2 separate regions of the Mus musculus genome follow, and region 1 is linked to region 2. The links are chromatin loops, found by intact Hi-C in ENCODE. Cell type or tissue: heart. All regions are shown on one strand. Links, peaks and the distances in the headings refer to the core of each region. The heading gives the core; the rest is flanking DNA. Region 1 overlaps Itga8 (integrin alpha 8). Region 2 has its middle 160 kb from the start of Gm34768.

Region 1 (17,209 bases), core at 4,304-12,303, 92 kb after region 2:
ACTTGTTTCCTATTGCACTTGCTGTATGTGTCTGCTGTCATGGCTCTCAGATATATTAGGTGTAACTTCTCTTTCTTTCCTTTTTCTTTCTTTGAGACAGGGGCTCATTATGTAGCTCAGGCAAACTTTAAACTTGCAATCTCTTACCCCAACCTCTAGAAGCTAGCTAAAGTACAGTGGAAGTATTGGAAAACCTGGGTCATAATTATCTGTGTGCACGTATGCATTCACATGAGCAGGCATGTCCATATGTGTGTGCAAGTGAGCACACACACACACACACACACACACACACACACAGAGATGCCACAGTACATTTTTGGCTATTGTTTCTCAGATAGCATCCACTATGGAGTTTTCTGGTTGTTTGTTTGTTTGTTTGTTTTTAGGCCTAGTTTCTCACTGGCCCAGAACTTTTCCAGCAGGCTAGGCAGGCCGGCCAGCAAGCTCCAGAGATCTGCCTGTCTTTACCTCTTTAGTGCCAGAGATGTCAATAATGTTATCATATCTGGCTGTTTTCTTTCATAGGTTCTTGGGATTAAGCTCACAGCCTTGTATTTTCATGTAGCCATTATACTGACTGTGCCATTTTCCTAGTCTCTAGTTGTGATTAATTCCCAAAATTTCACCTATGATTGTTATCAGTATTAATAAAACAATGGCCCCAAACCAAGAACTCTTTGTGTGGTTTCATCTGATGTGACTTATGTGGGAATAAACAAAAAAAAATCGTATGTACTCGAGTACATTATAATTTGGCAATACTGATTCATGGTCTCTGGATGAAGCACAGGTCTTCCTGTGAGCTATAAAACAAGGATCCTGCAAGACAGGGGTTGGTGGAACCTGTTCCCTTCATTTCATAACCCTGTTTTGCAGATAGAAAAATATGCCACTGTTGAACAGCGTAGACAGAATGTCTTCAAGTAGCTTACAAAGCCAGTTTTCTGAAATAGCATTCCAGAAATTATTTCACAAAATAAAACCTAAGAGGGGAGATGTCTAAGAAGTGCAAGCAACAACTACAATTCATTTTCTAGATGGATATTAGGGTCTCTTTCTGAGCTGGCCATGGCCTCGCAGACCATGCTTCTCCTTGGCCTGAGATGGTTAGTGGTAAGGGAGGCTGGTCTCTGAGCATCAGGCTGAGGCAGATCCACAGTCGAGAGAGTAAATTGGTTCAATGCCGTGAGAATCTCCGAGTAAACCCCACAGTGACTGCCTGAGAAAATGCAAACAGCTTTCTGCAACAAGGAAAGAATTATTAGTAAATATCCCCTTTCTCCAGCTGCTCCTCAGACTTTGACCCCAACAAGACCTTTGTATTCTCACAATATACCCCAAACTCCTCAATCTGGTTTAGGCTTAAGGAACAATATGTGGTTAGAATGTGCAGTGCAGTTGGAAAAATGGAATTTGAAGAAGGAGGTTGGCATGAAGTGAGATTGATTGCCCTGCGAACCCAGACTTAAGCACTATACCCCATTGTTCTCTTGTTTGTAATGTGTCTTTGGACTTCAGGTATTCCTAGCATGCACAAACGAACAGACTATACTCATGGATTATAATTAAATCTGCAAAACAGCCTAGAGGGCCAGTGTACCCTGCAATTAAGTTGTACATGTTAAGAATTTGTGGGCAGAGGGACATCCCATCTTTTTCTTCCTGAAAGAGTTATTCACAGGCTACCTAGAAGAATCATCATACTCCATTGATGGAGTTGATGTTTCCTGAGTCTTTGCATGTATTTTTTTCCATTGTATAATTTCTATGGAATGTACACACATATGTGTTCACATATATGTTATATGTGCATCATGCATGTGGGTGCTCACATGTACCTGTGTGTGCACATGGGTGGCAGACAATGGACAACCTCAGGTGTCATTCTTCAGGTGCCTACCATGTTTTGGTTGAGAGAGGTCACTCATTGGCCTGGAACTTTGCCAGTAGCCTAGGCCAGCTGGCCAGGAAGCTCCAGGGTTCTGACTATGTCTTCCTCTCAGCTGACCAGCAAGTGCACCCAGATCCATCTCACATGGCCCTGTACTCAGGTGCTTGTCCTTTCTGCCATTAATATGTTGGTAATCAAGCTTTTTTTGAAATGTGTGTCTACAGCCAGGATTGGTGGTCTATGCCTATAATATACCAGCATTTTTCAGAATGAAGAAGGAGGAGTTTAAGGTTGAAATAAGCCTGGGCTATATAACGAAACTCTATGTCAATGCACATGCATAGACACACATGCACAAGTACACATAAACACACACATGCATCATGCATCCACATGGATATGCAGTCACAGGCTCACATGCATAAGCAATGCTGAAGACATTCTCATCGAGCAAAGGTGAAAGCATTGTCTAAAGAATCAGCTCTGTTTGATGGTTAAGAATTGGATCCTCAGGCACTGTTATGAGCTGGAGGGAGCAATTCCTGAAGGCTGCTAGCATTACACTAGGAGGGAAGACATGAGTTCAGTAGGAAGCACGGAAGGAAACTTCAGCATCTTAACTGCATGAGAAAACCAGGCCCAGGTCATCACTCAAACTGAAGCCCTGACTGCCTTCAAAGGAGGAGGCAGGGCTTATAGCTCACACCTGACCATGACTGGGGTAAGTCACAGCCATCCGAAAGTGCTTCTGCCTTGAAATAAACCATAGCTGCAAATATCCAAGCCTTTTAAAATGGTTCCAAAAGGCAAGAAAAGAAATTATTAGGTAATGACAAAGGTCAGGCTAAAAGCTGTTTTTTTTTTTTTTGTTGTTGTTGTTGTTTTTTTTTTCCCTCTATGTCTCTATGTCTTCATTTCATGGTTAGGAGGAGGATGGTGGCAGAGAGACTGAGGTTTTTTGTTGTTGTTGTTGTTGTTTTGAGCTAACAAATGTCTCCCATTTTGAGTTGATGGGAACCAGTATACAGAGGCAGTTAACAGAAAAGAAACTCTTAAGGATAAGACAAACTATGCAAATTTGCCAAACCACTGTCTGCAGGCCACTTGAGTCTAGAAAACTATTTGCAGGGCTATAATCCTTGGCAGATGCATGGGTTCTGGGTGCCTGCCATCACTGTTTGTATGATCTGTATGATCTGGTTGCAATTTGGACTTCCTGTGGGATCAGTCTTGCTGAAGCAAGGGGAGACTCAGAGGCGACCTCCTTCCATACCTCCAAGGGGAGTGCTTAGGATGCAGGCTTCCTGGTCTAGTCTCTGCAAGCCCGTTTATACCCAAGGGTTCTCCTTTTAATGCAATTACTCCTGGGAGGTAATCTTGAGTTCTAATGCAGGCTGCTCTCTGCATCTTTGCCTGTCTCCCCAAGTACAGGGTCTTGTTCTTCAGCCGTATTCCTGACTCTGGTTAGCTCATACTTTGACTGTTTATTATAAAATCTTGCCCATCAAAAAAAAACTTAAAATGCTTTATTCTTCATGAAACTTGTGGTTCCTTGTTCGGGTTTCCTTTTCAACCTCATCTTATCTAGAGATCGTAGTATGTTTGGAAGGCTATCCAACCCCCAGAATAAAGTCCACCAAAATAACAAAATTGGTAGTTTGAAAAAAATTTTTTTACCATCTTTAGTATAGTTGAGAAGCACTTTTCTCAACTCTAAAAATCTTATTCCAAGAAGGAGCTGGAACAAATTTGATTTAATGGATCAGCCTTAATGCCGCAGACAGTTGAATGCTTCAGTGTTTTAGTTGGTGGCATGGAGAAAACTGCCACATTAAAATCTTTTCTTTCTGACCTAGACCATGATTCGTGTAGGCAGAACCTTCATGGGTGTCTGCTTCTTCTCATGAGGTTATAGAAAGCTGGTAACCAACCTCAGGAGGTAGAAAGAACCACTGTATAGCAGAACCCCAACCTTCCGATTGGGCTGCCAATGTTGATCCCACGTCTATTGCTCTGTGTTGACCTAGGCAGGGCATTGGCTTTCCTTGACTGAGAAAAATAGGGGCTGTGTAACTGTTTCTTCTCTTTACATTTATACTTCTCCTCAGACCCTGAGCATTGACAGACCAAGCTGAATAACCTAGCTTGTGATTAATGTAGGTATCTAAATTAAAATTAAAAACGGCACTATTGTCTAGCAGTGTCTCTGTGTGGTCACCCCTGCTTTACCTTGGACGCTGATGTTCTATATTTGGGAAACAAGTAAGGTGAAGTGGGTGAGATTGTTTGTTGATTGTTGCCTAAAGTGACCACGGGTTAGAATTATTATGCTAGTGCTTTAAAAGGCACTCAGCATCCCTCCTTAAAACTTGGGAGACATTGGAATAACTCGATAGAATAGCCAGCTTCTATTGTGAGAACTGAGCCCTGCTGAGGTCAGACTCACTGGACCCTGATGTGCATGTGAGAAGACATTGAGGCTTATGTTGAACTTGGAACTCTACTTTGTTTGCACACAGGTCAAATTTCAGAGGGTTTGGGGAGATATTTGGCATTAAGGAAGCATTTCTCTTTAAAAATCATGATTTAAATGGTAACTCAGTACTCAAGCCAGTAAACACACACACACACACACACACACACACACACACACACACACACACACACCCCTAGTGGGAAAAACCCTATTTAAGCTTCAATGTGGTTTTAATGCTATAAAGCTGTGTATTTATAATAAAAAATAATAATATCCAGGACAATGGCCATATAAGTGATTATAAAAAGTAGAAAAATTATTTGTTTGCTCAGTGATGTTGAATATTTAGGTAGGGACAGGTTTTTATAGAGGGAATCTGGAAAGTCAACATTTGCTAAGGTCCAGGAGAGTCCCTCGATCATTTCAAAGGATCTCTCTCTCTCTCTCTCTCTCTCTCTCTCTCTGGTGTCTCTGGTTTCCTGTAGTGGGTGGCCTAGAAAACGCTTCTCAGGAAATCGGAATGCTTTCTTTTCCATTAGTGTGTGATAGAAATGGGCACAGTGGTGTACCCCATAATCCATGAAGCCAGGAGCCTGAGGTTGGGGAATGGAGAGTTAGAGGCCAACTTGGCCTGCATAGTGAGAACGTGTATCAAACAGAACTGAACTATTAAAAATGAGGACGTTGTGAGCTTTGCAGGCAAATGAATGGAACTAGAAAATATCCTCCTGAGTGAGGTAACTCAGACCCAAAAGGACTTGCATGGTATCTATTTGCTGATAAGTAGATATTAGCCAAAAGGTACAGAATACCTAGGATACAACCCACAGACGGTAAGAAGTTTAACAAGAAGGAAGACCCAAGTGAGGATGCCTCAATCCCCATGGGGGACCCTCTAGAAAGTCCCAGAGACTTGGGATGTGAGAGACTCCCAGGACTCAATGGGGATGACTTTAGCTGAAATGCCTAACAGTGGGGAGAGGGAATGTGAAGAGACCATCTCTAGTAGATAAACAAGGGTCCCAAGTGGAGGGATGGGTTAACCAACTCAGAATTGTTCCTTTCTAAAAGGATTGCAGGGACAAAAATGGAGAAGAGGCTAAAAGAAAGGCTGTCCAGTGACTGGCCCAACTTGGGATCCATCTCATGGGGGGTGGCAGGGGCGGGGGGAGGGCGTCAACAAAGCCTGATGCTATTACTGATGCTGTGATATGCTTATAAACAGGAGCCTTTTGTCCTCCTGGGGCTCTACCAGTTGTCCTCTGAGAGGCTCTCCCAGCAGCTGACTGAGACAGATGAAGATACTTACAGCTAACCATTGGACTGAAGTCAGGGACCCCTATGGAGAAATTAGGGCAAGGATTGAAGGAGCTGAAGGAGATTGTAATCTGATAGGAAGACCAATATTTACAACTACTCCAGACCCTTGGGTGCTCCCAGAGACTGAACCACTGAAGCACATACATGGTCTGGTCCATGGCTCTGGGGCACATATGTAGCTGAGGGCTACTTTGTCTGACCTCAGTAGGAGTGGATGTTCCTAATCCTGTAGAGACTTGAGGCCCCATGGAAGGGGGAGAGGGGGATGGGATGGGAACCTGTGGGAGGAGGGACCAGAAGCAAGGGCCACTGTCTGGAATGTAAATAAATAAAACAATTAATTTTAAAAACCAGAGCAGAACAAAAGAACAAAAGAAAATCATAAAAGGGAGAAGAAGAGCTGGTTACAGGGTTCTGCTGAGACATCTTTTCAGTCATAAATGAGCACAGCCAAGAATTCACAGGAGAGAGAACAAGTTGACTAGAATATCTAGGCACAGCCATTGATGTCTAAGAGGAAATCCCAGGAATGGTGGCAGAAGATGGACAGCTAATGGCCAGATGTTTCAAGACGCACCCACTAAGGCACAGCAGAGCAGGCCATAGTTAATGCAGAGACTCAGAGCTGGTCAAAGTGTTGACAAGGAGAGAATGACTATTGAGTGCTCAGCCCTAAGTGGGAGAACCTATGTAGCCCTAAACTATATCATTAACTGAACCACTTCCAGCACCTCCAGGTCCTAAAGCTCAGAGACCATTGCAGAAGAGGGGGTTAGAGTTGCGGGACAAGGAGGGGTGTTGTGAAATGTTATCCTCTTGATAGGACAAGGCAGTTGCTCTCATGGACTCAAGGTAGCCCACACAAAAATGACACAGGCTCAAGCCACTTAAAACTCCACCGTGGACAGAGGAGGTGGTCACAAGGCTCCATCCCAAGATGATGAAAAATTGGCAGTTGATGACTTTTGGGTAGGGTATCATCTTTTCTTTGGAAGCGTGGCCACTGGTAGATGGCGCATACCCTGGTATATGACCCTGTGCACATGCGCAAAAAGGGCAGCCCCAATTAGACTCAGCAGGGTTCCTTTTTTAAAGGGTGTGTAAAGCTCATGTGACAGAGGAGAAGTTTCTTCTGGCCTTCGATGGTAATAACACAGAGACCACACAGCTGGAGGATGTGCAGAGGGAGACATTTTGGAGCACTCCATACCAAATGGGCTATCTTTATCCAATCTCTTCCCTCGAGGCTGTAGAAGAGCTGGCAGAAGATTATAAAAGGAAGAGAGAGGTGGTAGATGGCTCCAAGGAAATGGAATCTTCTAGACACAACATATAAACTCACAGAGACTGATAGCATGTACAAGACATGCACAGGTTTAAGCCAGAAAGAAATAATCTCAGTACATTGGAGGGAAATGGACACAAAATCCCATCCCTTACTAAGAAACTGTCTTGCAACTAATACCTGCTAAGAGAATGAGTCTGTTAGAGAAAACTGATTTTTCTCTAATGAACATGTGATATATTATCCACATTCCAGAGCAGGCTCCATACTCAGGAGTAGTTGGCCAACATAAAATAGACTCCATGTTTGTGTGTGTCTATGCTGTTTGTTTTATTTTGACTTTTTTGGTCTTTTTTGTTTGTTTTGATTTTATATTTTGAGGGAGAGAAATAACATGAAGTTGGGTGAGCAGGGAAGTTAGGAGGGTCTAGGAGAAGTTAGGAGAGGAAAAAGAATGGGATCAAAATATACTGTAAGATAAATGTAAATATATATTCTCTTAAAACAGCAAAAAGCATATAAACTAAAAAATAAAAGTAGAGATGGGGAGAGAGAGACAGACAGACAGATAGACAGAGAGAAGAGTGTGATGCAGGAGGGAGATGTGTTTTGATATTTCCAGGTGAAATTGGGACCAGGGAAGTTAGAAGTAGACATGATCAGAGTACATTGTATACATGTACGACATTGTCAAAGAACAATAAAATATATTTTTTAAAACTGTAATGTTACTAAAAGAAGAAAAGGAAAATTTGCACATAGGTAGCCTGACCTTTTACAGTTGTTAGGACAGAGTCCTTGACAATGGGTAGCATACACCGGAAAGCTCAAGGGTCTAGAGGCTGAGGAGTCCGACATGGTATGTGCCCAGGAGCAGAGGGGTGCTACTCACCTGCTTTCTTGGCTCCTGGTTAGGAAAGGGGCACATGGAAAGGGAGGAAACAAAAGCAAAGCAAAGCTGGGGAGGCCATCTCAGTGGCTTAACCCCCTGCACCCACAGTTACCGACTGCCCTGAGAATTTGCCCTTGTGAGAATGGCATTAACCCATCCAGAGTGCAGAAGCCCCAGCCTCAAGCACCTCGTAAAGGTCCTACCACCCCTCAACACTTACACTGGTGACCCATTTCACACATTCCAACCAGAGTGCAGAGAGTAAGGCTCTGTGCCTCACCCTGCCTGCTAAGTAAACTTCGACTGCATGTGGGGACTTTATTCTCGACTCTAAAACATTTATCTTTCCTTCCATCTCTGAGGATCTGAGTTCTAATCCCCAGTGCCCACATACATCAAACACCAGGCCCATGTCTGCCATACCAGTGGCCCTGGAGAGGCAGAAAAAGAGGATTTCCTGGAATTCACTGGCTATCCAGGCTAACTGGATTGGTCTGCTCTAAGGTTCATGAAAATCTCCAACCTCAGGCAACAACAAGCCTGTACACACACACACACACACACACTCCAGAGCATACATGCACCCAAGAACACATACAAGCATATACACACATACAGACACACTCATTCATGTGGACACATTCATAAGCACATATACACAAGCATATACACGTATTCACACACACACACACAAAGGCACATATAGACACACACAGCGTACACACACAGTGTACACACACACCCTATATACATATACCATACACCTTTATACACAGAGACACACACAGACATGCACACAGCGTACAAATACACCCTATATACACATACCATACACATTTGCATACACACACACTATACACACAAGCACACACACTTAGACTCACACACACAAGCATAGACACACAGAAGCATACACACACACATACATGCACACCTTAAACAATATATAAGTTATCAATTAGCCTTGATATTACCATTTAGAAAAATTCAAACCTATGTGTTTGAAAACATTTTACAATTCACTTTACACTAGTTTTTTTTACTCATACTCAAAACAGAACAAGTTGTTTATCTTTGTATTGTCTAGGAAGGAATAAACTTGCTGAGTAACTTACTAGCTATGTCACTAATCAATTTAATATCTTAAGAAAAAATAATATTCAAGCAATCTCAATTATAAATGCCACTGACATAAAAATAAAGATTAACATTTTAATATCTATTTTTTAAATCTTTTGAACCTCTTGCAATCTTTTTTAAAGTTTGAGTGCTCTGCTGCATGTACAACTGCAGGCCAGACAAGGGCATCAGGGCATCAGATTCCTTTACAGATGGTTGTGAGCCACCATGTGGGTGCTGGGAATTGAACTCTGGACCTCTGGAAAAGCAGCCAGTGCTTTTAACCGGTGGGCCATCTCTCCCGCCCTTAATAGCTATTTATTAATAAGAGGTTTTTGAAATTTCCCTGGGCAACCTAGTAAATGTTGTTAAAGTGTATTAAGGAGGCTGGAAAATGGCTCAGGGGTTAGAGCATGGCTGCTCTTCCAGATAAGTTGGGTTCTATTCTCAGTAACCATCCAGTGGCTCATAACCATCTCCAACTCCAGTTCCCATGGCCTAATATCATTTTCTGGCATCCAGCATACTTGTGGTATATGCACATCTATGCAGACAAAACACTCATACATATAGAGTACAGTAAATTTCAATGAAATATGTTAAGAACCTGGAAGTAAAGACATTCAGCTTTCCCATATTTAAAGAATTCATACATTATTCTAATTAAGCTATTTTAGGGAGCTATTACTTCATATTGTCATTAAATCTTATATTCAGTTTTCACAGATTGAAAGTTGTTTTTTCTTTTATAAAGAAAAAAGCATAGTCAAGTTGCATTAAAAGAATTTCCTAGCCTTGGGCAGATTTTTTTTTTTTTTATGTAAGACTATGAACACTCCCAAAGAATAAGGAAGAAACAAGGAAGCCAGGTGCTTAGTGCACACTACCACTCAGTTTGCAGGGATCTGTCAATGTTTAATGCAAGTTATCTGTTAGCACTGTCCCTGTCACTGAAAATGATTGTTAAATTGCCACAGAGGGGGAAAGCCCTGTACAGCCAGCATAGTGCACATTAAACAAGTTACATAATATATACAAACATATATAAACAATGTCAGACATAAGGCAAACATTACACTCTAAGAGAGTTAGGGGTCTTTTACTAGAGCATGTGATTCAAGACTCTGTGTGTGAGAGAGATACGTTAAGGGTGCTGCTGTGAAGATCTGGTTACTTACAGTATATGCTAACATTCAAAGACATTATTCTTCAATAAGCTGTTGTCCCTGAAGTCAAAAATCATCTCGATTAAGGGTAAGGAAGGAAGAAATGAGAAGAACTATTTCAGGAAGTATTTGAAATCATTTCATGACACACAATGGCTTTATTTATTACTTCTGCATAAAGAGAGACGCTTACTACCTCTTGTGTCCTTTACTGCTGAGCCTCCTGTTAGGAGAGTCCTCTTGCCTCTACATACAGAGCATTTGGGGTTGAAAAAGGAAGCCATTCATGATGGCAGTGACCCTGGGCCTATGCCTGGGTCCTAGATGGCTCAGTTTGGGGTTCAGGACATCTGTCCTTACACCAGAGACACTGACTGGGCCCTTGTAGCTACTAGGAGAATGTTCTCCAGCAAAGTTGTCTTCTGAGGACATAACTGATCCACAAAGTTCCATTTCTGTTTTCATGCAAATGTGACATTTTCAAGGGGTGATGTTACTTCCTTTCTTAGGAGCCTAAGCTCAGTTTGGTCCTTACCCTGGATGGGATCTGGCTTTGGGACACTTGGTGATGAACAAGTGACCAGCAGACAAGCTGCTTGGACAGAAGGGAGAAGCTCAGACCTGCTCTCAATTGACTCCCAGGCATCTTCCAATGAAGCCCCAGGTTCCGCCCTGACCCTGCATGGTTACAGACCCTATGTCAGGGCCTCTTACACTTTCCCTAGTTCCCGAGGCTCTTCTATGACCCTGCCTTCTAATACCTCTCCACAAACCCCTTTTCTGACCCTGCTTCTAATAGGCTTCTCAGGTCCCGCTCTGGCTCTGTGTTATAGTAGGCCCATGGCCTCGCTCTGACCCTGCTGTGCCATTGGCTCCATAGGTCACTCCGTGACCACACTTGTTACTAGACCCCAGAAGCACTTAAAGTCTGTACTGCACTGCTTTGAGCGTCTCTTCAAGCTTTCACTACCACGCATTCCAGTCTGGGAGTTCTCAGGGCATTGAGAGAGCCTTTGGCAAATCCCATTTTACCACGTGCTATTGACAACAGCTGTGAGAACTCATTTTGGCAAAGATCCTCATGTCTTTGGGCAATATACCAAAAAAGACTTTTAAAAATAGCATTTTATACTAACTCTCCCAAATGTGGCATACCTAGTTATGATTTTGGCTTTGTTGGGGCTATTGATCAAATAACCTATAGAACTTGGGGAACGCCAGGGCCAAGAAGTAGGAGTGGGTGGGTGGGGTAGTGGGTGGGGGAGGGTGTGGGGGATTTTTGGGATAGCATTGGAAATGTAAATGAAATAAATACCTAACTAAAATAAAAGAAGTTGCCTATCGCGGCTCAATAACTGCCAGGTTGCTATGGATAGAAAACACTTGCTCAGGCCAAGACTACACTTGCTTAGACCCTTTAAAAAGAGAAATGGTCTGCTCAGGGATGACCTAAGCAATTTAGGTCAAGCCACTGTTTAGACTGTAGTCCTACCTTTATATCCTGTGGGTTGATCTCAGGATTTGTTTGACATTGTAGAGGTCCCAGAGTTTGAAGATGAAAAATATAGAGGAGAAACTCATCCCGTGCAGAGAACGGCCAGCCCACGTCAAGAATGCTGTCACTGATGGTGCTGGGTCCAATATTGTGCAGCTGCAAGAATGTGGCACATTAGGGAATGACATGTCTATCATGTGTCTGTTTTAAAAAGCACATCTTATCAGCTTTAACTATGGTAGTAGGGAATAGAACACAGAATCTAGCCAGGCCTGGGGCGCTCTGAAATCATGGTATGTACACATTCAGGGCAGACTCAGGCTGGGAAGCTCTCAGCATGGGTTATTCAAAGACTATGCCAGTGGAGCAATTCATATTGGGATGCTTGGGACCAGAAGTCCTTTAAACTTCAGAATACTGCACGTACAGAATGCAAAACCTTAGGTATGAGAATCTCCTATAATCACAAATCTGATGTTTCCTTCACACTTTATTATGCATAGCTTGAAGGCAACCTTTTAAATATCTGTCTACGTATGTATGTATGTATGTATGTATGTATGTATGTATCTATCTATCTATCTATCTATCTATCTATCGTATGTGTGTGCATGTACATGTGCAGATGTCTGTTCAGATATGTGCCTATAGAGGCCAGATGTTGACATCAACTGTCTTCCTCGACTTCTCTGCACCTTATACATTGAGATAATATCTTCCTTGAACCCAGAGCTCCCTGATATGGGACTCACGTAGCTAGTCAGCTTTCTCCAGGGATCTCTCATCTCTGCTCTCTAAACACTGGATGACATGCAGGTTGCCACCCTACATGGCAAGGGCTTTAAGCCACCTGTGCAGCTTCTTATGTTTTTTTTTTTTTTTAACTTGCTGGCGTTTTGCCTACAGTCTGACCCATGAGGTCAGGTTGGTATTTTCTGCTTGCAGTAAGCATCATGCGAATGCTCAAAACAACTCGACTCTGGAGTACATGTTGTTGTTTGTAGATTGGAGAAGATCAGTCTGTACTTACTATGTACAAGCATAGCTATGCTTACCTCGGACTGAAATAAATTCAATGGTAGCACTAGAAATGCTATTTTAATTATATGCTTCCAAAATGTAGCGATCCTTTCTTTACATTGGAATTTGCCTCCCGCCTGACTACTGGCTTGTCAATTGCAACCATCTGCAAGGCACTCTCTTTCACCCTCTGGGAAAATGGCCATCCATCAAGTGCCAAAGACAGTCTGTGTGCCCTAAAGTTCTCTGCAAGTGCATGTTTCAAAGCTGGGATTCCTGGAGCAAGCTGACTAGTTACATTAACAAATCCCAGGGAAAGGAAGCCCATACCTCATGAAGATGAACATTTTAAACATGTGAGTTCCACTCAGAGGACACAGACCACATCCCCCAAACACTGAGCACAGTGGAAGGTAGTGGGTGAGTTTACAGATTCTTTTTAAGAGTAGTAGAGATCTTTGTCCCTTCTCAGTTCTGAAATCATCATAAAGCAACAAATTTTCTGTTTTTGCTACTCGATGGCCTATTTAATTCACATCATTAAGAGTACAGCGTCCACTGACAGCGTATCTTAAGACTTGAGATTAGCAATTAGTATGTAAGAGATATTTGGTGTTTTAGTTTTTTGTTTTGTTTTGTTTTTTGACATCCTGGTGACTACTTTAAATTTTTATAATGTGTATGCTAATCCTAGAATGCACATAAATGATTGAATCTGAACTTTTTCTCTAAGCTCTGAAGTTTTACCATTGTTAAGAAGAATTTGGCTCACACGGTTCAGTTAATGATTTGACAGCTTACTGTTTTCCCTGTGAGGTTCTTGCCCTGAGTTTTCCTGGGATTGTGATGTCCTTTTGTTGTTACAACAGCTTAAGCTCAGGCCAGGGCTTCTGAACAGAGAGTGGAAGGGAATCTTTGAGCCAACACTAGTCAGGAGTTATCACTTCTTCCCTATAGATGAATAGCTCAAGTTTGAGAATGTATTGCTCTTCATGGCCCTTTGTGTTGGCTAGGGTTAAGTGTAAACTTGACAGAAGCTAGATTCACCTGAGACATGGGTCTCTGGTCTGGTGGGGGATTATCTTAGTCTTGTAGTAATACGGAAGGCTCCTTTTTAATTGTAGGTGGTACTGGTCACCCTGGACTGTCAAAAATGAAGAAGGTGGGCTGACCACGTATGCGTACATGCATTTCTGTCTGATCCCTGAGTACAGATGCAATGTGACCAGCTAGCCTTCTGTTCCTTCCATGCTCTCCTCCCTGCCTGCTGCAATGTCTTTCCTGCTATGATGAACTATATTCCTGTGGAACTATAAGCTAACATAAAGCATCTCTTGAGTCACTGATGTTAGTGTATTTTATTACAGCCAAAAAAGTGTAATTACATAAGATGAAAGCCACATTCAGAAATAAAAGGACATGGTAGGACTCATGGCTCCAGCTGCATATGCAGCAGAGGATGGCCTAGTCAGTCATCAATGGGAGGAGAGGCACTATGTCCTATGAAGGCTCTATGCCTCAGTGTGGGGGAATGCCAGGGCCAGGTAGCAGGAGTGGGTGGTTGGTGAGCAGGGGGGAGAGGGGAGGGGATAGGAGATTTTCAGAGGGGAAACCAGGAAAGGGGATAACATTTGGAATGTAAATAAAGAAAATATCCAATAAAAAAAAGAAGCAAGGAGAGTTTTATATTTTGACTAAAGTTCTTAGCAATTTAAAAAGTAACATCTAATAAAAATATTTTTCCATTATAAAAAAACAAAACAAACAAACAAAACCCCCAAAAAGAAATAGAATGACTTTGAATGGCATTCTGCTATTTCCATAGCTCAGTGCCTTGCTCAGACATGTTCAGAGAAACTTTTCCTGCACTAAATGGGAACAAATACAGAGACCACAGGCAGATAATATGCAGAGTGAGACACCTTGGAACACTCAGTCCTAAACGAAATGTTTCTCTCCATCAATTCCCTCTCCCCCAACGCTCAGGGAACTCTAAAAAGGAGGAGGCAGAGTTAAAAGAGCCAGGGGAATGGAGGGCACCAAGGAAACAAGAGCTTCCAGACACAGCAGGGTCGGCACACACATGGGCTCACAGAGACTGTGGCAGCATTCAGCCTTGCCAGGTGGGATCCCAGTGCTGAGAGAGGAAGCGGACACAAGCCCCCACCTCTAACCCAGAAGCTATCTCCAATAGAGAACCACTTGCAAATAAAAGCACAGTTTTCTCCAACAGAGTCTCATTGGGTATAGCAACCACTCTTAAGGTCAGATCCCATGCCCAGCAGTAGGTGGGTAACACAGTGGAACTTTAAGGTTTGTCTTACAATACTTTGTCAGGGCTTCTGTTTGTTTCCCTTAAAGGCCCTTTGTGTATATACTATGGTTTCTGGGTTTGTGTTTTTATGGGTTTTCTGCATGTGCAAATGTATCCATGTCTCTGAGGCTATCTGTGTTTTCTTGAGCTTTGTCCTTGGCTCTTTTGCTTCTGTTTACTTGTTTGGTTTCTTAACCTAATTTAATATTTTTAAATGCCTGCTGGTATCTTAATGAGAGAGAGAAATAAAGGGTGTGGATACTGGTGAGTGGGGAAGTGGAGAGGAACTGGGAGGAGTTGGGGGAATCATAATCAAAATTATATATATATATATATACATATATATACATATATATAAAATCTATTTTCAGTAAGAAGAGAAAGAAAGAGAGAGAGAGAGAGAGAGAGAGAGAGAGAGAGAGAGAGAGAGAGAGAGAGAGAGAAAGAAAGAGAAAGAGTAATACCATGAGGTCCATACCATGAGGTAATAGACAATGAATGGAAAAGGATCTCAATCAAACAGTCTCTTAGAACTTTATATCTATCTATCTATCTATCTATCTATCTATCTATCTATCTACCTATCTATCTATAAATCTATATCTATCTATACTATATATTTTATTTTATGCTGGGTTTTCTGAAAATGAATTGCTACAGGGCTGGTGGCATTGACTTTAAAGAAAAACCTAAATAAACACTAAATTGAGCCTTGACTATTTGTTCATTTTTTTCATTAAAAGCTTAAGTATTTTAGGTAATGTCAATAAATCATTCCACTATTTCCAGTTTAACACTTTGTGTGGGAAGAGAACCTCCAGCTCTTTCTGTGGTTTGCTGTTTGCCTCTGAAGAGAGTTTACCAATCCACAGAGCATTTCAGATCTTGGGATAAATTATTCATTTCCTATTTCACTTACACAAGTAAAAAGTATAATTATGCTGTCATGTTCTTCCTCATAAATTATTTCTATATTTTGGTACAGTAATAAATAATTCATTCATAAAGTATTCGAATAGTACCTTATATATACTATTTTAGTTTATAAATACATAAGTATCTAAAAATGTGAGCCGAAAAGAAAAGAAATACAACCAAAGGAGCTAGTTTTTATTTTAATGTATAGGTTGCCCAAATATTATGTGGAAAACAGACAAACTATTTTTAAAATATCACTTAATAAGAGAAGACTGTCACTCTTACCCCTGAGGACTGAGTGTCCATGATTATGGTTATAAATAACCATTGGCAGCCATTGAAAAATGGTACCATAATAGCACAAATTACAAAGGTTGGACCTAAGGTTCTATGAATTTCTTATTAGTAAAAGGTATATGAATAAAACCTCAAAAATTAATATAAGGTATAGTACCTTGAGCTGAAAAGATGGATCATCAGTTAAGAGCATTGGTCACTCTTCCAGAGGCTCTGAGTTCAGTTCCCAGAGCCCATGAGGCAGTTTACAACCATCTGTAACTCCAGTTCCAGAGAATCAGATTTCCCTCTCTAGCTTTGACAGGCACTAGGTACACATAAGGTGCACAGAACTATGTTCAGGAAAAACTCTCAAACACATAAATTAATCATATAACAATTTAAAAAGAAGTGGATACCTCATAAATATGCTCAACCAAAGGACCGACTTCCTCCTCTTTGTGTGGCTTCTTTTCTGGTTCCCAGTTGTGGATGGGCAGAACAATCTGCGGAGGGTGGGACACTCTGTAATATGAAATATTAGGTTAATTACTGATGAGGGCCCACTAAGGATGTCTGTTGCTATTAATATATGCAACTGGTTTCATATATTACACTGATTTCAAAGGAAGCAAGTTGAAGTTATCTAAAGATATATATAACACATGGTACGACACTGTCAGTAAGGCTGGGTGAAATGATGGAGTGAAGAGTGGAGACGCAGAAGCTCTGCAGTTTTAGTTACTGGTCTATTCTACAGCCACTGTTTTACAGTCTTGCACATCTTGGACACTAGGGGGCAGAGTAGAGAGCATTCTTGAATGGGCATAAACAGTTGAATGCACATACACCTATGTGCATTCATAAAGCCTGCTACTTATTCTTTTTGTAAATATGTGTATGTACCTCTGTGTTGTGTGTTGGTGTATAAATACATCTAGGATCCCGTGAGTTCTATTCAATCTCCAGTTTGGAAAAAGTAGTTTCTGGTTAAAGCTGCCTGCAAAGAACAGCAGCTACTCTGTGTATGTTCC
Region 2 (15,057 bases), core at 5,266-13,265:
TTGAAATGCATGCCAAGATCATTGTCTTAATACAGCTTCGAGCACGCCACATCTCTGCACACATTCTTCCAAGTCTGAACGTAACTACTGCTTTTGGGGCAGCACATGGGCCATCATCTTCTAGGGAAGTAGGATCTTGACCCATAACTAAGGCTAGTTTTTACATAAACAGCCACAGTGGAGGTTGCCCAAATGTCTGTGTCTGTCCACAGACTTATAAATAAAAATAGTCAGCTGGAAGTTATAGCTGTCCTTTGTTAGAAGAAGGAATTTCTTTAATAATCAAAGAATAGCAGTTTTTAATTTCTCTCTTAGATAGCAAGGGCTTACTAAGGAACTTCTCATGCCTCTTGTAGGATCTTCACTCTGTGTTCTAGAATATTTTCAGGAGCCTTCCTTGTGGGTAATCTTCCACACAGTGTATACTATTCCTGGGTTAAAAGATTCACACCTTGAATTCCATTTTTATCTCTCTCTTGATTTTCCTTAAGTTCTGTGTTGTTTCCTCCAGGTTTTCCAGTAACTTGTTTTGTCCATTAGCAAAGATGACAAAGCAGACAACTCAAAGATGTTTGCTGTGAGTTTATCTCCAGCCTGGATTCTCATGAATTCTGTAACAACCATTCCAGTGTGAACACAGCGTCAGAGACAAGACTGGGCCACGTTAGCTCAATAAAGATTCCATTACTAAAAGTGACCTCGTGGGAGGAGGAGCACATAGGGGGTCCATTGACCCCAAGTTCATCTTTGGGTACTGACATGAGATTTAGCTTTAAATAGAGAAGAATTTGGAACAAGAAAGCATGTGGATAGCGGTGTTCATGGTCAAAGGGGGCTTTCTTTGGTCATTGTCTCTGCTTCAGCCTTGAAGGTAGTCCAAGCCCTGACTGTTTAAGAGGATACACCACTTCTGCTTTAGGGTGCAGCCTCATCACATGGATGATTTGCCCACAAGGCCTTGCTGTTTCCAAAATACAAGCAGACTCACTGTTTAGGACAATGACTTATCTTCATGCCTGTAGCCTTGAAAAGGAGTGAGATAGATTAGATAGGCAGACACTCCTTCAGTGGTTACCATAATTAGGCAGAGTTAGGCAGGAGTTCAACTCAAGGTAAAGGAGACGGAAAGAGATTGAAGGCAGAGATGCCTGCTCTCACCTTGCACGTCCTTACTTTCTGAGCCCAAGGGAGGAGTTAATGCTCAGTGTAAAAGCAGCTTCTAAAAGCGTGTTATGGGACCCACTCATCACTTCATCTCATGTGACATGAAGTAGAAGTGATGAAGTGGTTGGTGCAATAACTCCACTCCTATTTTGTGTGCCACTGGGCCTCTTGGGCTCATTGCATTGTTCAGGTTAGAGAATTTAGCTTTAGTGATTTCTCGGGGATGCAGGTAGCTTCATACAAGGTTCACCTACAAAGTCATCATTCCTTTCTGAAGTTGTCTCTGGAGATATCAAAGCTTTTGGGAGACATCTCTAGGGTACACAGTAAGATGTGTCTAAACCCTCAAATGTGGCGGGGTGGTGGGCTGCTCTTGTTTCTCTTCTGTCACTCAGGGATTACTCAAGTCTTCAAGGACTGACCTGCTTCATTGTGATTTTGGTCACTAGCTCTAGGACAATTAATTATGTCTTCCATTACATCTCATTGCTTGATTTCTTCCATTTTAGGACATCTGCAGTGGAGTTTAGATTTAGAAAGCATGCTTTTAGATGGAAGGGTTTGTATCTATACCAAGAAGGACAGAATTCCTTACCTCTTAGCAGGGCTATTTGTAAGCTAAGATTAAACTTGATGAACAATTGTTGAAGGCTTAGTTTCAACACACTATGTAAATCCCAGACCTTGCCTGAATGCTGCATGAACCCTGTGGATAGCCACAAGAGATTTACATTTAGGGATGGGGATATCTGTCTCTCAAAGTGGCTGCCTCTTAGTTGGAACAGGAAGCTGGGGAACCCGTGGTCTTGCAGCCTTTAAGGGTGACTGGAAAAACTCAACTGAGTTCAGCAGACTAAGGTATCATTCCATTTCTCTATGCAGATGGCTAGAAAGCAGTCCCTCCTCACTCCAGGCATCTCTATCCAGGCTGTGTCTGGTTGTATGGTTGTTTATTTTGGAAGTGTCACAATAAATAACTGGAGAGAGGATATTAGAGAAAGTCTTCTTGGGAAAGGTCACAAATTCTTTGGGGACATAAAGCCTCCTGCATGTGGTCACTAATAAGAGGAAATCGCTATAGATAATATTTGCTTTTTCTACATTCCCCAAGGACAGTAAAATAGAAACAGGAACAAGCAGTAGAAAAAAAAAATCTGTTATTTGTTTGTCTAGAAAAGCCTTCTATTTTAGTCATTTCTGCTAAAGCAGGGACTGGACTCTGAGCTGATGTGGTGCCCTGATAGTTGTTGGCCAGATCTACTGGATAGCTTGGGAATCACAGTTACAGCAGGAGGAGTGAGGTCTTCTCTTGTCCCACCAGGCCTGGGCCAGTGCTTTGTGAGATGTGGCATTGGGCCTCTGGTTCTTCCTGTTGGCTACAACCCGAGAATTCCTAGTATAGCGTTTGGAGACAGCTTTGCTGCCTTAGGCAAGGAAACAGGAGGAAGAGTTAAAAAAATCAAATGGCAGAAAACAATGGCAGGTACTGTTTGCACATATTCAGGGGCTCTCCGAATCACTCTGTGCATCTCTCTATAAGGGTTTTGGCTCAGTTACTCACGCAAACCTCCACAAGGACCATGAGTCAGTGCCAAAGCTTACATCACCAGGAAGATAAAATAAGACGTGTGCGTGTGTGTGTGTGTGTGTGTGTGTGTGTGTGTGTGTGTGTGTGTAGCTTAGGGGACAAAAGGAGGCGCCAGCCACATCTGGGGCAGTGACCCTCCCCAGGATTCTGCCCTATGTCCAGAGGTGGAAAGGACCCCCCAAGGAGTTCCTGGATCAGCAAAGGTCATCAAAGAGAGGGCCTTCTTCCAGGGAGAGTTGTTTATTTTTCTTCCTGAATTTTTTGAAATTTCCACTTAGAAATTCTGAATTTGTATTTGCAGGCCCACCTTCCTTTAGCTTGCAGCAGAGAGATCCTTCATAGTCCAGCAGGGGAACATTTGGATTTCAAACATCTTTAACAAGGATGAGGTCGGCAGAAGAGTCAGCAACCAGGCTGACTCACTGCTACTTTCAAAGGAGTTATTGAGGTGGAGAAAGACTGACAAACCTCCCGTGGAATAGGGACAGAAACCCAAGAGAGAGTTAAAAACAGCGTGAAAAGGTTCCCTAGCCATTGGGGAGGAGGGTCACATTGAAAAGAAAGGGATTAATTATACTTGAAATCTCACAGGAAACTTTTTCTTTTATAGAGGACAAAAATGAAGTATGAAGTTTATAATCTGTACTGAAGTATGTACCAGGTCAGGTGCTGAAGATGCACACATGGCTGGAGGCAGGGGAGAAACTGGGACAAATTTAACAGAAATTGAAGCAAGAAGTCCCCCAACCCATCTTCATCTCTCTCTCTCCTTCTCTTTCTGTCTCTGAATGTCTCTCCCCCTTTTTTCTGTCTTTCTCTCCCACCTCTCCCCATCTGTGTGTGTGTTTATGTCTCTGTCTGTCTGCATCTCTCTCTCTCTCTCTCTTTCTCTCTCTCTCTCTCTTTCTCTCTCTCTCTCTCTCAATATGTGTGTCTAAAAGCATCAAAGCATTGCCCTTTTGGACTAGAAAAGAAAGTACATGCCTGGTGTTCAGACCAGCTGAGGGCCTGTCACCAGGGAGTCCTCTACATCTCTCCAGCCACAGTTGTGTTTCACAGAAGGGCCACCAGGCTAGGATAGTCTGAGTCCTGGAAAAAGTAGACACTAAGATGAGTTTGACAGGTGAAGATGAGGCCGATGATATGAGCATATCCATGTAGAGGGATACCTCTGAAGAAGGATATGGTCTGGGAGCCAGGACAGGCTGAGAGCAATCATACTACTGCAGACTCTAACCCAGGGAGCACCACGGGAAGAAAGGTTGGAGGAAGCCATCATGCACTCAGGGAAGTTTCAGCAACTGAAATGTACTGGGTCACTGGGGAGACTCTGGATAAAGGAGGGGCCCATATCTCAGAGAGGCATCAGGTCTCCTCAGTGTACCCTGTATGTCTTGCTATCAGATGGGGCTGTCAGCAGTAACAGAGACAGAGACAGGCCTTAATCAGACTCCTGAGTGTGAGGAATTTTCTTTTCTTCCTGCAGTTCATATTGTTGTCATGGTTTTCATCCTGCCTCAAGGCCAGTTCATATAAGGTAGGTTTGATGTGAATGTGATTAGTGATTGGCTCCAGGACACAGCTTTCAGCCCCTCCTGGTTCCCACTTCTTGAACTGAAGTATCTGTCCCTCTAAATAGTCACGTAGCAGCCTCATGTTAACATACCTTGGTCAGTCTTCATGGGTGCCTAATGTATTTAATTTAATATTCTGTGCCTTTTCTCATTCTATGCTGTCATAGAGAGTTGCTCTACCCTGAGCCCATATAAGAGCGAGTGCTCTAAGGACTATGGGATATTGCTCCTTGGATGTGTATAATGGGCGTGGTTGGAAAACTGTCTGAAACAGAACTATCAGCAGTTCTATCTAAAAATTTTAACTTGATGTGGGTAGGATATGGTGAGGAGACAGCTCAGCGGTTAAGAGGTTAGAGCTCTCTTGCAGAGGACCTGAGTTTAAATCGCAGCATCCACATTAGGTGGCTGATAACCACCTGTAACTCCAACTCTGGGGGATCCAACACTTCTGACCTATTTCTCTCTCTCTCTCTCTCTCTCTCTCTCTCTCTCTCTCTCTCTCTCACAGACACCTTTTATTCTCTCTCCCTCCCCTTTTTTCTTTAAAAAATAATATACTTGTAATATTGTAACTGGGGATCAAAGACTGAGTTGGTTATCAAAGGAAGTGAAGCTCAAAGATAAGCAAAACTCACATGCAGATGTTTGATTATGAACTACAAATAAAAACAAATAGCCAGAGAAAACAGAGAGAGAGAGAGAGAGAGAGAGAGAGAGAGAGAGAGAGAGAGAGAGAGAGACTGGCCACATGTGTGTGTGTGTGTGTGTGTGTGGGTGTGTGTGTGTGTGTGTGTGTGTGTGTGTGTGTGTGTGTGATTATATGGTCTGTGAGAAGTCTTGGGAACAGGGACTCTTCTTTGCTTTATCTCCCTATGCTATTGCGCAGGTGCTGTGTCCCATCTGTGCATGTCCAGGACATGTAGGTCAGCTGCTGCTCTTGTTAACAAGTGGCTGGGGCAATGCAAGGCCCCCTTGAGAAATGGGAATATGAGCTTTTGAGAAATGAGAATATGAATTTTTCCCTGGTAAGGGCTCTCCAGTCTGACTCAAGCATGAGAGTGACCAATCTGGAGCCATCTCAAAGGAAAGAATAGAAGTGGTTAACATACCTCAGAGGTTTATGTGTGGCTTGCTGGTCATATTGATAGAAGTTAGAGGTGAGCAAGAGGCAACTGGGCAAAGAATAGAAAGTGAGACGATTGTGTAGATTACAAATAGTGTGATTTTTCTAAATGTTGTCCCTGTCTTTTCTCTGTGACCCTGGGGGGTAACTGATCTTTGGAACATTGGAGGTACAAACAGAGAAGCTAGTGGCTTCTACTGGCAGATTAGGAGTGGAATGTGTAAAGAGAACCGGGTCTTTGTAAACCTTGTCTAGCTACTTAAAGTCTAGATTCTCACCAACCTTTTTGGCCTTTTTCGCTTCTTTGGAAAGGTAAATAGAAATGTCACTGGGGACACGGAAGCCAAGGCATCACTTCTGTCACACCATAGCTAATTTGAAGACACAGAGAAACAAAGTATCCTTGTCAGTCTCCTTATTTGCTGGAGGGGGTTAATTAAGTGGCTGTGTAGGAGGTCTTATGCTGAATGGAGCCAGGGCCGGAGCTCAGCAGGCCTCTTTTGCTTGATCTGAAAAGTACCAGACATAAAACTGTGGTCATTGTTGGCATATTCCATGACTACATAGAGGTGTCAAAACCTTTCTGTAAGAATAACTTAAGTCACTGCAAAGAGAATCTAAAACAGAAGCAAATGATAGACTTTTGGAGAACATTTCCAATTACTGAGAGTTACAAGAAAGGAGCTGTTTATAAGATTAGATTTTTTTTTCTCCAAAATTAATCTTACAGACAATCAGGAATTCCCAGAATTTGATTATCACTAACACTTTTTTTTTTTTTAATGAAGGTGTAGCTGGGCGGTGGTGGTGCACGCCTTTAATCCCAGCACTCAGGAGGCAGAGGCAGGCGGATTTCTGAGTTCGAGGCCAGCCTGGTCTACAGAGTGAGTTCCAGGCCAGCCAGGGCTATACAGAGAAACCCTGTCTTGAAAAAACCAAAAATACAAAAACAAGAACAAAACCAAAACCAAAAGCAAGCTGGTGTGTTTCTGGGAGAAGACTGGAAAGGTACCGGGCTAAAGATAAAGCCTACTCTTTGTGGAAGAACAGTTAGAGATAGACTCTGTCCAGACCTGTCAGTGGAGAATCCTTGCTACTGGGAAACTACTTGGATTAGATGCCAGTTAGGCCGGCTATTCACGTGATACATGGGCTACTTGAATTATCCACACCTCACTGGTTTCTTTTCCAGCCATAGGAACTCTACAAAGAGGCATTCACTGTTTCATCTAAAGGGCTAAAGTCAATGATAGAGTATGGGAGTCACAGACATTCCAATGTTAAAGATTTTTTTTTTAACCTAAGTTGGGTCAAATATTTTCAGCACTCATTGCTTCAAGTATTGCTTAAGGCTAAAATTAGAATAAAGTGACTTCTGGAAAGAAAGATCTGATCTGAGAAAAACAAGATATCCTTAGCTATTTATGTCATTATGTCACTTTGCTCAATTTTTACAATTTGTGTGTGTGTGTGTGTGTGTGTGTGTGTGTTGAGACTGGCTGTTTTACTGAACCCTGGAGGTTGTTCGGTTTGGCAAGGTTGGCTGGCATCTAATGAGCTCCAGGAATCCTCCAATCTCTGTTCTCCAACTCCAGGGTGACAAGCATTTCTGCTATGGCCATCTTTTACGTGGCTAGGAACCAAAACTCAGGTTCTTATACTTGAAGGGCAGGCAATTAAGTAACCTGTTCTCCTTTCTAGACCAAACTGCCTTGTCTTGAAGTCAAGCAGGTGAAATAGAAATTAAGTTTTTAGCACAAAACACAAGAAGATGTAGCATTTGGTGTGTGTTTCAACCAGTTAAAAATTTATGTACCTATTATCTAGTTTAAAAAAAAACATGAAAAAAAATGTCAATTTTGGGGTCCTGATTATGGGTCAGTATGCTATCATTGCTTCATGCTGTGTACTTGAGACTTTTCATAAAACCTTGAAAAGAGTGACAGAGCTTATGTTTTCCATCTTGGGGACAAGTCTGACCCTAAAGGATTAGCTTGGTTAGCTTGGACAGGCTTGCCTCCCATGAAATCACAAGTGGGCCAGGAGCATCTGACAATGTTTGCTTAAAGAGAACCTGCTTCCATTCTGCGGCTACCCACTCTGTGCCATCGCCATCTCTGCTTTCAGGATATTCTTCATTCTGTCTGTTGCAATGATAACTGGAATACTTCAGGCTCTAGGGTGTTTTGGCCTTTTTCAATTCCTAAACTTAAATGGTAGTTTAGAGAAGTTAGTAGATTTTCCCAGTTTTTCTTTTATTTATTTATTTATTTATTATTATTATTATTTTTTTTATTTCAAAGTTGAAATTCTGATTGGCATTCTGAAATGACCGGTAGATTTCTCTCCAGTGTGGTCTGTCTGATAGTTATCTAGAGACTCTAAAGGGAAACAGAAGGCAGGGCCATGATGCTGACCAGACAGCCTCCCTTTCTCCTCCCCGCTCCCCCCCACCGCCCCCCACTTCATTCATGACTCTGCTCTGGTGTCTTCTAAGTGAGAGTTTTCCTTTTCGGAGGACCTTATCTGAAGTAACATCCCATCATTCTCTCCCTGTTTCCTTGATTTAGTTTTTTGTTTTTTGTTTTAATCTTCCAAAAAGCATCAATCATTGCCTGGCATTGTACATTTCTTATAGATCAATTGCCCATCTTTTCCCTTAGAATTTTCTCTCTGGCAGTGGGGGGACAGAGGGCATACTGTATACCACAGTTCTCCAATTTGATTAGGTTGGGGGAATTTTGATTTATTGCCAAGGCTGGTTTTGAACTCTTGCTCTGGGGCCACACAGTGTGGGGCAGAATGCCTATTGCTTTAATAGAACTCAAGGGATCCTCCTGTCTCAGCCTCCTGAGTAGCTGAGATTATAGGTGCATGATTCTCTAATTTTATAACAGTGTTGAAATCTCCAATGGCAGTTGTTAAAGACAGGCTGTATATAGGCCAGTTTAGCCTCAAACTTATAATCCTCCTGCCTCATCTTCCCAGGCATGTATTCTCATATTCTGCTGTAGTTGTTTCATTTTTGGTCTTGCTGTCTTCTTACAAGGCTCAGCTATTAGTTAAAATACTTCCTTCTTGTTAGTTGCATTTGAAGTAAACACCATTGTGAGAGACATTCCTTCCTCTTGGACTTGGAGACCGAGGTATCAGAATGAGCATTGGGGAGCCATTTCCTATTTCGTTTGATTTCTAGAATCTCAGAGAAATGTTAGCAAAGTGCCTAGGATTCTTTCCCTCAAGCTGTGGTTGATTGTTTCCTACTGATATAAATATAACAGTCTGTCCACCATGGAGAGAGCAGGTTATTGGACTGAGTGCCAAAGAGTAAGAACAGAACAATCTTAGGTATTATTAGTGTTGTGTTATATTTTTGTAAAGCCATAGTTTCCAAATGACACAAATGATCTCACTTCTCCTTGGAATTATTCTGTAGTGAACAGTTGGTTGTTTAAGAACATTGGGTAAGTTCAACAATTTGTGTTTCCAGATGTATAGCAAAATGTTGGTCCAGAATGAGCGTACATACTTCCCATGGCTATGAAGACTTCTGGTCTGAACACATATGTCTATGATTATTCTTGTACACATGCACACACAAGCACATGCACACAGAACAACTTACTGAATGGACAAGGTTGTGTACTGGAATCCATCCAAAAGAAGCCACACTGCCCCCATATACTGGGATGACTGGGGGAGTTGGGGTCTGGGATGTTTTCAAGGCTCTGTTTTGGTGTCAGATTGAGGGGAGATAGAGCAACCATTAATTTAACAGCACATCTGGGATCTTTAAAGCCAGGAACAGCTAGACAATTTATCAATCTTAATTTGCTCGTACTGCAGTTAGACAAAGGAGAGCTCTGGGAAGCACTGACAGGACCCAGATGTTCTTCATTCGGCTGATAGCACACACACCAGCAGCTCTGTACAGCTCCCACCCCCAACTTCCTCAGCCTGCTCATGCCTGAGCTCTTGACCTTGGGCCTGGTGTGTTAGTGCCTGCACAGGGAGGCGGCGCTGAAGCACACTTATCCAATATCCTCCAGGCAACCCTCTATGCAATGGAAAACTAGCCTCTTCTAAGCCATTGGCACTGGGGGACCAAGGTAAACTTTTCATTGACTAAACACTGGGGCACCCAGTTAAAATGTTGATCAGGAATTGGTCAGCCCACTCAGTCTTTATGATGTACTTAGGTATCCCAACTGGTCAGTTATATTTGAGGTCAGTAGAAAGGTGACTGAAGACAGAAACTAAATTTTCTGTGTCTTGTTTTCCTATAGTTTCTTACAGAACACCATGTATAATGATGCCCAGTTGATGTGATTTTTCAGGCTGTTCCTCTTATTCTTGAAATGAGGTTAACAGTGCCATAGGTTTTGTAACACAGATTCACAGACATGTAACACACATGCAAATGCACATGCAACATATAACACACATGCACGTGCAACATATAACACACATGCAAATGCACAAGCAACATATAACACACATGCACATGCAACATATAACACACATGCAAATGCATATGCACACACATACACACAAATATGTGCACTCAAATACACAAACACACACCATTCATTAAATTTTCTATTCAGGTTGCTTATGTCCTAGCGAATGAGTTAAGGGTTTGGGGCATGCAGAAGGAGGTAAGATAGACAGCGTTTTTGACTCTGCAAACTTTATCATGTGGTTGAGATGAAGAAGACAATGATATTTGCCCAGAGTCATAATTGCTGCAGAGTGTGGGAAAAAAAGAAAATCACTGGGCTCTGTTAACGAGGAGAGCTCAAGTTTGACTCTAGCCTGGGGCTCAGGGAGGAAGAAGCAACATTTGTTTTGATTTCTAATGAGAAGGGGCCCAGCTTGGGAAGGGCAACCCCCAACAGACTTTATAGAGCGTCCAAGCCAGGACAGAGAGACAGAGAGAGACATAGACAGACAGACAGAAAGACAGGCAGAGACAGAGAGAGACAGGGATAGACAGAGAGAGAAACTTTTATTGTTTTGGCGGAGACAGGAGATGTGGACAGAAGAGTAAGCTGGCTATGTGTGGGCAGGAGGTTTGCGACTTTTTCACTGCTGTTTTTAACTAAATCGTTTTACTTCAAAAGCTTCAGTAAATGTCTAAGAATTCCCAGTGAGTGGTAAAACAAAATAATCACTTATTAGGAATCTCAAAGGAAATCAATGATTTCTTCAATGGGCTTTGAGGAAATGTGTCCTCAGGCTGTCGAATGTTGAAGTAACAAGGTGACAAAGGAGGAAAGACTAGAAACTGAGGCAAAGGCCTCGAGGTTCTCTAAGTGCCTAGTGGGAAACACTATTTTGATTTGGTATCTCTAGTTCTTAAAGGCCCCATGTCCAAAGAAGTTGTTAAAACAGTGAATTTAATAATAGTGGAAGTTTACATATAATGGCGTCATTAGAGCCACCATTGGGCATAGTGACTCTCCAAGAAATTGCAATAATAAGCATTTCTTAAATAATTTGATGATGGAAGCCTTTTTTGGAAAAAAAATTGGGGCGGGGTTGGTGCATTGAGAAACTGAGGATTGACCTGTGATGATCTTGAAAATAAGGCCAACTTCAGGAGGGGCTTCATTGTGTCACTACAATGGCTGAAGCATTGTGTCAGGTTGAGTAACTTTTATCAAGGATCAGCCTTATATCTTGCACAAATATGTGTTTACCTCTGACTTCCAGTAGCATTAAGAAGATTATAGTTGCATAAACAATCTTTCTCTAGTTAAAACTATTTTTTCTAATTAAAAAATATTATTACTAGGGCTGAAGAGATGGCTCAGTGATAAAGAACACTGGGCACTCTTCTAGAGGACTGGGGTTCAGTTCCTAGCACCTACAGCATGGTGGCTCAGAACTGTTTAACTCCAGTTCCAGGGCATCCAATGCCCTCCTCTAGCCTTCTCAGGCACCAGATGCACATACACACACACACACACACACACATTGTACATGTAAAGAAAATACTCATGTATAAAAAACAATAGTAATTAAAATTATTATAAGTGTGTGCACACACATACATATGTGTATGCACCCACCCCAGTATGCATGTGAAAGTCATAGGATATATTTGTGAAACTGTTTTTCACCTTCCACACTTACATGGGTCTGGCGGACTGAGTTTAGATCATCAGGTGTAGCATCAGGTGCAGCAAGTACCCATTCCACGTTTCTAATTTTCACTTTAGATTCAAATTATCCATTAGAGTCTTTAAAATGAAATAGGCCCACACAATGCTTGAGTTTTCATGCAACTGCTTCCAACAGTGCATGCAAGTGGTATCTATAAAAGTGCCAGGCAATTCGTCTTGTCCATTTGACCCCTTTTATCTTGCTGAGTTTATCAGTCTATCTTGGAAACACACTTTCACCAAGCTGACCTGACTATATATACTTGGAAAACATTCCTCTGGAAATGACTCTCACAGTGTTCTGTGCGGTATAAAAAGGAAGTGGTAATAAGACCCTCTTGCTTCATCACCATGTTTTCCCTAAGGTAGTTTCCTGTGCTGTTATTGGCTAGCTACGGATAAAGAGAATCTCCTGTGGGCATCCAAAAACATTGTCCCAATTCTCTGAGGTTCTTTTGGGGCACAAAACACACGATGTTTCTATTCTTAAAGCTGAAAAGACCAAATTCTAAGAGGAAGAGAGGGGAGAGACACATATTTTCCTTATTGCCGTTGTTTAAATGTCCACCACACCCAAGGACATTGGGCAGTACAGAGTGTGAAAGTGTGTGTGGCCTTTGCTGCTGGAGACTGACAAAGGAAGTGTCTGTGATTTATAAGCCATAAGACAGAAACGGGCAAATTTCAGATAACAGCAATGTGTGAGAGTTTCCAATGAAGACTTCATGGCTTCTCACATTGGATAGGCACTTGGAGAGTGAACTTTATCCTGAAGACATTTGCTATGAAGTTTCATGGAGGAGGGAAAATAAAATCAAATATAGGGGCCAAGAGAATGTTCCCTAGGAAGTAGGCACCAGGCAATTTTGGTAAATATTACCATGCTCTTACCTCATGCCACCAATTGGAAGTCAGGAGGCATGTTCACACCTCTGTTTCTATCACTCTGTGTGACAGGCCACTCAAGCCTATGATTTTTAATTCTCAAGTATCTTTTAATCTCACCTCTGACTGATTCCCATGCCATCTTCCCCAGCTTGTCCTGCGGTCATCTGTGACTTGTTTTCTTCTTTTCTGCCTGAGCAGTCTCTGATGTACTCTCCACACTATGCCAAGGAAAACTTCCCAGATAGCAAATAACAATATAGAGAGCATCTATGGTTGGCCAGTGGCCACTGGGATAAAACACATATGCCTCACCATGGCCTGGTTCCAGTTTCAATATTTTTCTGATAAGTTGTGTGAGCAGCTGTGTTGGTTCATGTGATCAAACCCAAGAAGTGGGCATTGGTGGTTGCCATGGCTAATGCCTGCCACTATTACCTCTCTAGGTCTCCTCTTGTCCTCCTCTCTTTAGATGTTTGCTCCAGCCCTTGTTAGCAATTTGATACTGTTCTTTCTTGGCTTTATACCTACTTGGGCATTCTTTTCTGTTCCTCCTTTTACCTGTATATCCAGACACACTTACAGCATCCTTTCCTCTTGGAAAGTTCACCTGAATCCCCTGTTCTGTTTGGCACCCAGGGCTCATTGAGTGTCTCTGCTCCTATCTCACTTGGAGCAGAGCCAATGATGTTGCCTGCTTTGTTTTTGTTTTTTTCTGCTCCGTATCTGCCTTTTTCCCTAGTACAAATTCCCAGAAGCAGAATCACTGCTTAAATGGAATATGCATATATGCATTTTACACTCAGAAGCTTACTATTATCTTCCCTTCAAGAGATGGGGTAGCAAGTTCCATTCCCACAAAAAAAAAAAAAAAAAAAAGAAAAGGACAAAGAGCCTTATTTTCCTCCACCTTGTAATGTGTGGGCAGTATCACTCTTTTTGGTTGCCAATCAGATAGGTGAATATGATATATTATTGATTTTTAGTTTGAGTTTCTTTGATTTTTTTTTAACAGTTTACTATTTCTCCCTTTCCTCTTGTGAATTGACTCTTTATCTTTTGCTCATTTTCTAGTGGGGGCTTCTGTTTTCTCTCTTTCTTTCTTTCTTTCTTTCTTTCTTTCTTTCTTTCTTTCATCCTTCCTTCCTCTCTCTCTCTCTCTCTCTCTCTCTTTCTTTCTTTCCAAGATACTCTTCTCTACTGGCCCTCAGAAAGGCCTATTGCAAATTCTTTCTCCTGTGGTGTTCACTGCTTTTCACTGGTCCATCTTTCCATTTCTGTGACTTCTACACTATTTTAGTTAACACAGAAAGACAGGGCATTTTGTTGCATTGAACCTTATGCCCTGTAATTTTTCTATACCTATGCCCTTGTCATATGGAGTGAGGAGAGGATTCACAACTCTCTGAGGTCTCATGAGATGCTCAGGGACCAATCAGGAGGTGTTTGTGACTTGAGTAGACTGGAGTATCCCCTATGTTGAGATGTTCTGAAAAACATAAACAAAACCAATCCCTCAATATGGGGATTGGCATAAAATCTGATAATACTTCAGAGCTCCTGGTTCTTGGTGCTGGCCTGTACCTTTGAGAGTATCTACGTGTACTTGGATTAGTTTGGAATTATAAAGGGTCTAGAGATTATCCATGAATTTCTAAAGACTGGCCAAGGATAGAGATGAAGGCAAAGCAGAAAATGAATGATAAAAAGACAAGAAAATCTTATCTTTGTTGTCACATGATTGGCGTCATGGCCCCTGGAGAGGGAAAGTTTTCACATTTATAGAACTTTGATACCTAAGCTGTTTCAGTCTTTCAAATGAGAATGTGCGGAATGAGAGATTGCAAACAGAAATGCAAGTGAGGAGAACACTGTGTGAGCTATTCATGTTCAGAGTGAGCTGCTGTTTATTCGGACTATAACATTCTTCTAATAGTTTTTGGGGCAGGAGGAGAAGGATTTTACCCCAGGACCTTATATGGGTTCCATTCCTCTTCTTTCTGGAAGAGAGGCCACTTGAGTTCACCCTGGCCTCATTCAGCCATTCACGTTTCTACCCACCGAGGCTGTCTAGTTATCTTAACTCAAGCCAGCTTCTTGAAATACCATCTGCTGGGCCAGATGAGGGAAAAGCAGCAAATGAGGTTTGGATTAAGGAAGCCCTGCTCCACAACTGATCTGTGTGGCGAGGGTGGTGTATGGTTTCACAGGTCAAATTCCAGCCAGGGAAGACATGGGCTAAATCTTCCGAGGCCTGCATGTTCTCAGTGATCAATAGATTTCCTTTGAGTAGGTTATTCCCTTGGGGCACAGCCATCTTTCTGTTATTGAACATTTTTGTGGTAACCAAATTTAACCTATAAATAGAATTCACATGACCGTGTTCTTTTGGGAACTAGGAACAAATCAACCCTAAACTGGCCTTCATAGGTGATGTCTCATATTCTCCTTCATGGGCAAGGACACATTTTTGAGTATGTGTGGGGGGTGGGCAATCAGAAACTATGCACTACATGGAATTTCCCTAAAATGCTGTGACAGTGTCAGGATGTC

Evidence for each region. Peaks named below come from ENCODE experiments on the same cell type or tissue, not always from the same donor. Only the 100,000 strongest peaks of a DNase experiment are listed, where the experiment ranks them.
Region 1: a loop joins it to region 2, with 3 times the contacts of the local background. A loop is called at or near these places in 3 of 42 quality-filtered maps.

What each region holds. Positions count from the first base shown.
Region 1 is chr2:12,143,728-12,160,936 of GRCm38, forward strand. Itga8 (integrin alpha 8) reads right to left here. Exons shown (of 30, transcript NM_001001309.3): 24 at 16,595-16,700; 25 at 11,645-11,803. Among named protein-coding and RNA genes, the nearest start is that of E030013I19Rik, 150 kb to the right of the region's middle. In heart, for the core only: no CTCF peak of the experiment used is centred there; no DNase peak of the experiment used is centred there.
Region 2 is chr2:12,051,170-12,066,226 of GRCm38, forward strand. No RefSeq gene overlaps it. Among named protein-coding and RNA genes, the nearest start is that of Gm34768, 160 kb to the left of the region's middle. RefSeq lists an enhancer at 14,016-15,057. In heart, for the core only: no CTCF peak of the experiment used is centred there; a DNase peak (open chromatin) is centred at 9,412; H3K27ac peaks cover 316 bases.